2 separate regions of the Mus musculus genome follow, and region 1 is linked to region 2. The links are chromatin loops, found by intact Hi-C in ENCODE. Cell type or tissue: left cerebral cortex. All regions are shown on one strand. Each heading gives the region's core, and the rest is flanking DNA. Links, peaks and the distances in the headings are about the cores only.

Evidence for each region. Peaks named below come from ENCODE experiments on the same cell type or tissue, not always from the same donor. Only the 100,000 strongest peaks of a DNase experiment are listed, where the experiment ranks them.
Region 1: it touches region 2 in a loop (3-fold over the local background); 1 of 42 quality-filtered maps calls a loop at or near these places.

The regions. Positions count from the first base shown.
Region 1 is chr11:115,561,111-115,566,482 of GRCm38, forward strand. Nup85 (nucleoporin 85) reads left to right here and starts at 3,334. Exons shown (of 19, transcript NM_001002929.4): 1 at 3,334-3,452; 2 at 4,044-4,137. The coding sequence starts at 3,420. In left cerebral cortex, for the core only: CTCF peaks have their summits at 2,456 (motif pointing right) and 3,348; a DNase peak (open chromatin) is centred at 3,085; H3K4me3 peaks cover 1,946 bases; H3K27ac peaks cover 1,041 bases.
Region 2 is chr11:115,511,521-115,516,892 of GRCm38, forward strand. Jpt1 (Jupiter microtubule associated homolog 1) reads right to left here and starts at 2,873. Exons shown (of 5, transcript NM_008258.2): 1 at 2,700-2,873. The coding sequence starts at 2,755. In left cerebral cortex, for the core only: a CTCF peak has its summit at 2,874; DNase peaks (open chromatin) are centred at 714, 1,499, 2,089, 2,567 and 1 more place; H3K4me3 peaks cover 2,972 bases; H3K27ac peaks cover 1,456 bases.

The sequences.
Region 1 (5,372 bases), core at 222-5,221, 50 kb after region 2:
TTAATCCCAGCACTTGAGAGGCAGAGGCAGGTGGATTTCTGAGTTGGAGGCCAGCCTGGTCTACAGAGTTTCAGGACAGCCAGGGCTATACAGAGAAACCCTGTCTCCAAAAAAAAAAAAAAAAAAATCAGGGACATGAATAGTGTATGACCCCAATGTCTTCCTCTGGCCTCTGCACTACTATAAATAAATGGCTAACAATACCTGTATACACACATTCACACACTACTGGTTAGCAGACACAAAAACACATATACATCCACACACACATCCACACACATACTCACATCCACACAAACATACCTCCCCCCCCCCGGGGGGGGGGGAGAAATAGAAGTATTTTAGAGTCAGACATAGTAGATCATATCTGACAAAGAAATGTTTTGTAGGCTGAGACAGGAGGACAAGTGTGAATTTGAAGCTTGTCTGGGTTACATAGTGAGGGCTGGGCTAATGACTGTTGTCTTACCATCTTTTGTTACAAATTATGCTACTGGTATCATAGGTACATTTTGTTGAGGAGACAGGGTCTGTGATATAGCCCAGGCTGGCCTTGAACTTATTATCCTTCTGCCTCAGAGATCCAAATGCTGGGATTAGAAACATGAGCTACCAAGCTCAGTTAATCACTACTTTTTTTTTTTTTTTCGAGACAGGGTTTCTCTGTATAGCCCTGGCAACTCACTCTGTAGACCAGGCTGGCCTTGAACTCAGAAATCTGCCTGCCTCTGCCTCCCGAGTGCTGGGATTAAAGGTGTGTGCCACCATGACCGGCTTTAATCACTACTTTTACTTGGGAAAATGTTAAGTTTTTTTCTTTTCTCCTTAAAAAATATTGTTGGCACCATTGCATCAAGATTTTGTTGAAAGGACCCTGATATAACTGTCTCTTGTGAGGCACTGCCGTGGCCTAGCAAACACAGAAGTGGATGATCACAGTCAGCTATTGGATGTCTCACAGGGCCCCCAATGGAGGAGCTAGAGAAAGTACCCAAGGAGCTAAAGGGATCTGCAGCCCTATAGGTGGAGCAAAAATATGAACTAACCAGTACTCCTCAGAGCTTGTGTCTCTAGCTGCATATGTATCAGAAGATGTCCTAGTTGGCCATCATTGGAAAGAGAAGCCCCTTGGTCTTGCAAACTTTATATGCCTCAGTACAGGGGAACGCCAGGGCCAAGAAGTGGGAGTGGGTGTGTGTGGGGGAGGTTTGGGATAGCTTTGGAAATGTAAATGAAGAAAATATCTAATAATAAAAAAAGAATTGTTAAAACAGTAAAAAAAAATTGTTGGTAGGGCTGGAGAGATAGCTTAGTGGTTAAGAGCATTGACTATTCTTTCAGAGAATTGAGTTCTATTCCCAGCAACCACATGGTGGCTCACAACCACCTGTAATTGGACCTGATGCTGTCTTTTGGTATGTCTGAAGATAGTTACAGTGTACTCATATACATAAAATAAAAAAAACATATTTGAGGCTAGAGAGATAGCTCAACACATATGAGTACTGGCTGTTCTTCTAAAGGGCCAGGGTTCAATCATCAGCACTCATATGGCAGCTCACAACTGTCTGTAACTCCAGATCCATGGCTTCTGACATCCTCACACAGACATCATGTAGGAAAAACCAACGGACAGAAAAATAAAAACAAGGGGGCTGGAGAGATGGCTCACCAGTTAGAAGCACTGACTGCTCTTCTAGATGTCCTGAGTTCAATTCCCAGCAACCACATGGTGGCTCATAATAATCTGTAAAGGAATTTGATGCCCTCTTCTGGTGTTCTCAAGACAGTGTACTCACATACCTAAAATAAATAATTTTAATAAATAAATAAATATTGTCACTGGGTGGTGGTAGCACAGGTCTGTAACCCCAGCACTCCAGAGGCAGAGGCAGACAGATCTCTGACTTTGAGGCCAGCTTGGTCTACAGATTAGGTTCAAAGACAGCCAAAGCTACAAAGAGAAACCCTGTCTTGAAAAACTAAGGGCTTGCCGGGTGTGGTGGCACACGCCTTTAAACCCAGCACTAGGGAGGCATAGGGCTATACAGAGAAACCCTGTATCGAAAAACAAACACACACACACACACACACACACACACACACACACAAAACAGAAAAAAAAAAACCCAACCAACAAACAAACAAAAAAATAAAGACAGACAGACTAAGGGCTGGTGAGATGGCTCAGCAGTTAAGAGCACTGACTGCTCTTCCAGAGGTCCTGAGTTCAATTCCCAGCAACCACATGGTGGCTCCCAACCATCTGTAATGGGATTTGATGACCTCTTCTGGTGTGTCTGAAGACAGTGACAGTTTACTCACATACATGCAATCTTTTTTAAAAAGTTAATTATAAAATTTATTTTATTGTATATATACTGGTGTTTTGTGTATGTCTGTGTACTACATGTGTGTGCCTGGTTCCACAGAGGCCAGAAGAGGGCATCAGATTGCCTGGGACTGTTCCACATGTATGTGAGTGCTTTGAATTGATCCAGGTTCCCCGGGAAGAACAGCGTATGCTCTTAACCACTGAGCCAACACTCTAGCTCCCTAAATCACTGATGATTAGGATTTGGATAAAAATTTGACAGAAAGGTTTTCCTTTATTTCCTTAAAGTTTGTGGGAGTTTGGTTTTTGAGTCTGGGTCTCAGTTAGCCCCGATGCGAGCTCAACCTTGCCATGTAGCTAAGGCTGGTTCTGAACTCCCGATTTTTCAGTCTCTACTTCCCAAGTGCTGCATCTTCCGGCTTATGTTACTATGCCCTACTTCCAAGTCATGTATGACCACCAATTTAAGGTAGAAATAGTTCAGAATAATCCTAAAGAAAGAAAAGTTGCCAGTACATAAAAGATTGAAGTCCCGTTGTTTACGGATGTCATGTGTCCGAGACTAATTCCAAAATAAGCGCATTATACTGGTCGGAGTTCGGAAAAGGGACTGAGAATATTCTAATAACAGACCAGGAGGGAGGGATCACAACTACCGCTAAGAGATAAAGTAGGATTACAGAGACGGAGTAGCTCTCCAATCGAAATAGATGCGCCAGCACGCTTCTGCGCATGCGCACACCCTCCCAGCCACCGCCTCTCCCGCCATCTCCGGGGACCTTTCCCTCACCTAGTGTGGGACTGTCTGTGGCGCCGCCTGATCTACTGGGAACATTCCTTGAGGACCCGTGGGCCCTAGAGCCGTTTTCATGATGTGTTGTATAGGTTAGAATAGTGGAACATGTGTGAAAGGCTTCAAGGGGCTGTGTTTGGCTAAGACGAAGGGATCTGTTGCGCTAAGGTCTGCAGGCGCTGCGCAAGCCGCCCTGGAGGGGGTCCTCTTTGGCAGCTGTCTGTGAGCGGGAGGCCTGAGCGCAGAGAAGCGGCCGCGCGGCAGGGTCCCAGCCGCGGGGGGCACGGCGCTATGGAGGAGCTCGACTGCGAGCCCGCAGTAACTGTAAGGGCGATCGGAGTGGAGTGGCTTGGCTTGTTGCACTGTGAGGGTTACGTTTCTTTGGTCATTTCAGGCTGCCTCCCTACATGCGGGACGCACGCTTCTTCCCTGGACACAGTTGCCACCATCCCGAATGTCAGGTTAACTGGGAACTAGGTTATGGCAATAGTGGTCCCTAGGTCCTGTGAATACTGGCCGGCTCGCGGAAACCCCACTGCATCACCCTTGTTTTTATAACCTTTCTGCTTCTCTAGTTTTCCCCCCTTGGGCGTTAGAATGAGATTGGTGTAAGCCCCACATGGTCACTCCAAGGGATGAGTTGGCCTTTCCCTGTCCTGCTGTCCTAGTCCGAGGCTTAATAAATGCATAATTTGTTCTCACGGGAGACAATAGACTAGTTTCTGTCGCGTTGTATTCTATTCCTCTTGCACCTAGAAAATGTTTTTTTAAGTGTGTATATGTCTGAATATGTGCACAGCATCATTGGATACGACCTAGGCTGTTCGCCTGGTGTATGGTGTTCGCAGTTACACTTGGAAGTTGAATGGACAGTTGTAGGGCTAACAGCTCCTGTGCCTCCTTATGTCTTACTAGTGGATTCCAGGTGTGAATTCCAAGAAGAAGCAAATGTGTTTTGACTGGGGCCCCGGCGAGATGCTTCTGTGTGAAACTTCCTTCAACCAAACAGGTAGGCAGTTCTTTTTCACATCTGTCTTGGCACATTGGTTGACTCTCTGAGGCAGGAAACTGGAGTTATTTGGCAATATTTTTATTTTTGAAACTTTGTTTTTTTGCTATTTTGAGACAAGTTGCCCCTATGTAGTCCTAGTGGGCTTGTCTTTGTGCAATCTTTGTGTAGGTTTGAATTCTACATCTTCTTCCCTCGACTTCCAGAGTGCTGGGACTTGAGGTGTGTGGTTCAACACTTGACATTAAGTAATTTTTAAATTTTATAGTCTGTGTATGGGCATTTTGTCTACGTGCATAACTGTGCACCACTCCGTGCTTGGTGCCGCAGAGGCCAAATGAGATCATTGGATTCTAGGAACTAGAACTCTATATTTATGTGAGTTGCCATATGGGGTGTTGGGAGTTGAACTTAGGTCTTCTGGAAGAGCTGCCTGTGTACTTCTTGTTTGGTTTTGGTTTTTTGAGATGGTTTCTCCGTGTAGCCTGGCTGTCCTGGTACTTGGTTTAGACCAAGCTGGCTTTGAACTCAGAAATTACTTGCTCTTTTTTCCTGAGTGTTAGGATTAAAGGCAGGAAATTTCAGCCAGTTGTCTTAGACGCCAAACCATCTCTTCAGCCCCCTTCCTATAATTAACCTTTAGAAACGACCCATATAGCCCAGGTGTGGAGATACGCACCTTTTAATCCCAGCACTCAGGAGACAGAGAGGCAGGTGGTTCTGTGAGTTCACAGCCTGCCTGATCTACAGAATGAGTTTTAGGTCAACCAGGGCTACACAGAGAAATCTTGTCTTGAGAAACCCAACAAAAACAAGCCCAAAGAAGTGAGTTAGACTGCCTCAGCTGAAGGCAAAGTCCTGGGTTCAGGCAACGCTCGCTTGCAACCTTAGATTTTCTACTGTGCAGAAGAGTTGGCGGGGGGAATAGAGAGTCCCCAGCTGCCTGGGATATGTTGCCAGACCCATTCTCAAAAACCAAGGATGTAGGCTATCACTCAGTGGCTCAGTGATAACTTCTTTAGCATGGGCAGTGTCCTTAATTAGATCATCAATATCACCAAAAAAGAAGTCTGTGTTGTGCTGCCTGCTTGTATTGTAATCTCAGCCTACACAGACCAGATGAAGACAAATCTTTTTTTCTTTTGGCGTAAACCTGGTTTGCTTGGCCGACTGTGTGCACTAGTCTTCCCTTGAGTTTTAATCCTCCCGTCTCATTCCCACCGGTGGAGAAAGTG
Region 2 (5,372 bases), core at 171-5,170:
CCATGGGTGCCTTTTAATCTCGGCACTCAGGAGACTCAAGAAGGGCACAAGTTGGAGGCTAACCTAGGCTGGCTAATCCAGGCCAGTGAAAAGCCACATGGCTGAGATCCCATACACACACACAGACAAAACCAGCTCTATTCATTATATAAATCAAGATAAATGTGTTATGGTATATACTTGCCACCCTCCCACTCCTGCCTCCCTAGTGCCGGTATAACAGGCTCACACCCCCCAACCAGGTTCCCAGGTAATTAAGTTGTTTAAATTACTACTAAAGGTATAGATAAATTCTGGGGTGATTTTTTAGGGGGGAAGGGAAGTGGGGAGCTGCTGGGGGCAGAACCCAGCGTCTTGCCCAGGCTACGGACAAACCACCACATCTCCAGCTCTACAGGTTCTTTCTTACTGGGTAGAACTGTTTTGAATTTTTACCTTAAATGACTGAAAACACTTGAAATATTAGAATCAACTCCAACGTGCCTCTTTGTCCTCCCTCAATCCCCAGAGAGGGAGGCTTTCATGGCTAAGTGGAATTAAAAGCCCATGGAATTCTTCAGAACCCTAGTGGACTTGGCCAAGAAAAAACAAGGGTGGGGAGCACTAGCACCCAGCTAGCTTACAAATCTGCCAAACCTGCCTAGTCCAACTTTTACTGGTACTATGATAGCAGGTACTACCTCCCCAATGACGTCAGCGTTATAGAGACCATCTGAAACAGAGAGCGGTTCCCAAACAAAGGATTTGCTTGCAAGACAAAGTACTTCAGCTGTGCTTTGGACTCTTTCTTTTTGAACCACATAGATAGTAACTGCTTCAAGGTTGCTGAGTTAAGACCCAAAAATGTCATAGCACAGACAGCAATTTAAAAATTAACTCCTTTCTTCCATCCCGACTCCCATCACCCCAGCACAGCATTCACCACTGAGGCTGCAGAGCAAGCATATTACTGAAGAAAGGGGGTGAAGAGAATTGGTCAGATTTCAGGAGTCGGGGAGAACCTTAGCACCAACACTGGAGGGCAAGCAGTGGCAAAGGAGGCTGCAAACACGTTGTATTTGTCTCATGTCAAGCACGCATGAAAGGCCCTGGGCTCTGAAATGCTCTACAAAGCCTGGAGCTGAGCTTTGAGTCCCAAAAAATAAAACCCAGATTACACATTGTCTTGCCAGGAACCAGTGTCAGACCAGGAAAAGTTGGCCTCATCACACAAAACAAAAACCCAGGGCTCAATCTGTCCCTGTGTCCTTTGTAACAAATTACCTCATTTGAAGGATGACAACAAGAGGGAGTGACCCAGTCTCCTAGGTCTAATCTCCAGTTCTGCCCCGCCCTGTAAGCGCTGACCCCTTCAGTTCCCTTCCATCACACCAATTCTTTTACTACTTCCTGAAACTGAAAGCAGTCTGTAGCTGCCCCAGCTTCCTCATAAGACTACTCAAGGAGGCTGCTTTTTGTCAGCAAGTTGTCAAGCCCCTGTGAGAGACACTGCTGTTCCACGCTGCCTTCTTAGCCCCACAAAATGGCTCCCTTTTGTGCCACTTGGTCGGGACCCCAAGGCTTGGTCACACTCAACTGTGGGTCATCATCAATGGAAAATACATGGCCAGAGAACATGGAACCAAGCCTTTGGGAAGATCAAAGAGATGCCTGAAAGCCAACTTAAGGGACTGTGTGCCACTAGCTGAGACGATGTAGATGGACTCCCTCCGCTGAACAAAATATCTTCACCAAGTTAAGTGAGGGGTAGGAAACGGGTCCCAGTCCAGTCACAGAGCTCCTCCCAAAATGCAGTGTACTGGGGACAAGCAAGATCCCAGCTTCCAGGAAGGGATACTACATACTACTGGAGAGACAATGGATGGCTCCCTAGCCCCGCCCAAGCACAGACAACCTCCTCCTCCAAGAGAAGCCTGCTCTGGGGTGAACTCATTCGGCCAAAGTCAATGGGAGAAGTAAAGAAGGCGACATGGAAGGGCAGAGGTCCGAGGACCTGAGCGCAGAAAACCCATTTGAGCAGGCTCACGGCCCCGCGCATTCGGAGGTGGGCGTGGGGAGGGGGAGGAGACCCGATCTCTCCTTTGTTAGGCGCAGGGAGGCACTTTGATAAGAGAGCTCCTGTCCAGGGCTGGAAGTGGAGGGAGGGGATGACCAGCCCCGCCCTACCAGAGGTGCACCTGCTGCGCAGACACGGACACCCCGGCGGGCCACCACGAGGAAAAGAGCCTGCAGACCAGCCGGATCAGTGCTCAGATTTGCTCGCAGCGCCCAAGGCCGGGGCCAGCACACGCCCGAGCCAGAAGCGGGAGCGCATGGCCCTCATGTGGGACAATGGGCCCAGGGCCCTGCAGGCTCCTTGGGCTCCTGGGAGACCAAGCCCACCATCCTGGACCCGACCAGTGTCGCCGCGGGTGGCTGAAAGAAGATCCTCCCGCACACTCTCACCGACTCCAACCTGCCGTACGGCAAAGGGCCGCCACCCACAGTCCCCCTCAGCTGTCGTTACCGGGGAGAAATGAATAGAAGGGACGACTGGGGCGGGGCCACAAGCCGAGGCAGTCCTGCCGCACAAAGCGGCGCCCACTCCTTACTCTGCCACCCTCCCCCGGGCGCGAGCGCGGTGCTCCCGGCCCGTTACCACCAACGCCCCGCGGTCCCCACAAGCCCTGGAGGGCTCGAGCCCTACCCTGTCGCCTTACCGGGAGCTGTTCCTGCTGTTAGGGTCCACACCCTTAAAGGTAGTGGTAGTGGTCATGGCGCCAAGGGGCGAGGTAGGCTGGCCCTGAAAACGCCAAGGGGGACTGGGACCAACAGGCGCAGACGACTCCAAAAGCTAAACCACCAGGGCTCCACGAGCTTCTACCGCCGCGGGGCTCGCCGGACTCCCATTTTATAGAGCCAATAGGGCCCACCCTCCACATGCCGCCATTGGGCAATTTAAAAAGATCTCTTCATTTCTATTGGTTAGCTACAGTGCTAATCATAGATCGGCGTCAGGACGGGCTGCGCGGGAGACGGCTCGGCCTAAGCCCCGCCCCCTTCCTGTACAGAGAAAGGCCGCTGTGGTCTCCCCTCCTCCACGCCCTCGACAATCTGGTGGTGCTCAAGTGTTCACGGTCACTTTAAAAAGTTACTTGAGGGGCTGTCGAGGTGGCTCATAAGGAAAAGCCCTTGCCACCCAGCATGACAACCCGTGTTCAATCTCCAGGACCCACAACGTGTAAGAGACCCAACTCTCTTTTTTTTTTTGTAGAACATGATTTTAATATTTTCAACTGTTAATACTCAACAAGCAGAATAATTATTTTAAGATATACTTCGTTATTATGTCTTCATTTCTGATTTTATTAATTTGGATACTGTCTCTGTCCCTTATAGTTAGTCTGGCCAGGGGTTTATCTATCTTGTTGATTTTCTCAAAGAACCAGTTCCTGGTTTTGTTGATTCTTTGTATAGTTCTTTTTGTTTCTACTTGGTTGATTTCAGCTCTGAGTTTGATTATTTCGGATACCCAACTCTTGAACCTCTGACCTCCACGCACCCACGCACTGAGACACACACACACACACACATACACACTACCTAGCTACCTAAATAGAAAGCTACCTCAGCAGGATGTGTCGGCACTTCCCTGCAATGCCTTAACTTGGGAGACTGAGGCAGGAGGATCACTTTGAGTTTCAAGCCAGTCTGGTCTAAACAGTGAGACCCTGTCAAAAAGAAATGAGGGGGAGGCAGAGAAGGAAAGCAGGAAAGAGAGAAGGGATGTCGTGTTAAGGCCATATGCTAGTACTGCAGAGGACCTAGGTTCAGTTGCCAGCACTCACAGGGCAGCTCCAAACTGTAGCTCCAGTTCCCTGACCTGGGCAGTTACATGCAGGCACACACATGTACACAACGTAAATCTTTTGCCAGGCGATGTAGCACATGCCTTTAATCCTTTAGTCCCAGCACCAACTCAGGAGTCAGAGGCAGGTGGATCTCCGAGTTCTAGGCTAGCCAGAGTTACACAGAGAAACCGTGTTGGAGAGGGAATTTTTTTTTTTTAAGGTCCGAGGTGGGGGTGCTGCACACCCCTAATCCCAGCACCCTGGAGGCAGAAGCAAGATTTCTTAGCCTCAAAAAGGGCGGGGGGCACACAGTGGTCTACACCTTTGAACCCAGCACTAAGGAGGCAGAAGAGTCTAGGACAGCCAAAGATGTTACACAGAGAACTCCCCCCCCACCCCACCCCCACCCCCCCACCCACCCACCCCACCCACCCTCACCCCTACCCCCCCGTCTAGGAAAAAAAAAAAAAACAGAAACAAATGAAAAGAATTCCTGGATTAGCCTGCGCTAACTGGATTAGCCTGTGCTACACCATCACCCCACATCCCGCTGCCGATGCTTTAGTACCGTCCCAATGTTTGGTTACACCAGCACTCCTCCCTACTCCTGGCAATATAGGGCAGTGCCACTATGCAGGGTAGATGGCTAACAAAAACCGTAAATCCGCTCTTTAACCTGACCAACGTGTAGGAAATAACAATGTTTTCTCCACGCCCCAAATAAGCCTTCAGCTTTCCATGCTTCTGGGTGGAGATGAATGAGACCTTTCACCACTAGGACAATCTTTCTTTCCTTCTTTCTTTTCTTTCTTTCTTTTTTCTTTTTTTTCTTTTTTTGGTTTCTCTGTGTAGCCCTGGCTGTCCTGGAACTCACTCTGTAGACCAGGCTGGCTTTGAACTCAAAAATCCACCTGCCTCTGCCTCCAGAGTGCTGGGATTAAAGGCGTGCGCCACCACTGTCCAGTTTAGGACAATCTTTTTTTTTTTTTTTTTTTTTTTGAGACAGGGTTTCTCTGTGTAGCCCTGGCTGTCCTGGAACTCACTCTGAAGACCAGGCTGGACTGGGAAACCTAATGAAGCAATCTTAAAGAGTCCGTAACAGAAAAAGTGCTGAAATTCCAGGGGTTTTGTTTTGTTCTCTGTGTTATCTACGTAGCCCTGCTGTCCTGGAATTCCCTTTGTTTTTTAAAATTTTTTTTTTTAAGATTTATTTATTTGTAAGTACACTGTAGCTGTCTTCAGACACACCAGAAGAAGACATCAGATCTCATTACGGATGGTTGTGAGCCACCATGTGGTTGCTGGGATTTGAACTCCAGACCTTTGGAAGAGCAGTCGGGTGCTCTTACCCACTGAGCCATCTCACCAGCCCTGGAATCCCCTTTGTTGACCAGGCTTCCTTTAAGCTCATAGAGATCTGTCTGCCTCTGCCTCCCAGTAAAGGCCCGTGCCAACATTTCTGGGAAAGACTGGAATCTCTTTAATATTAATCTTTCAGCCAGTGGTAGAGCCCACCTTTAATCCCAGCACTCTGAAGACAGA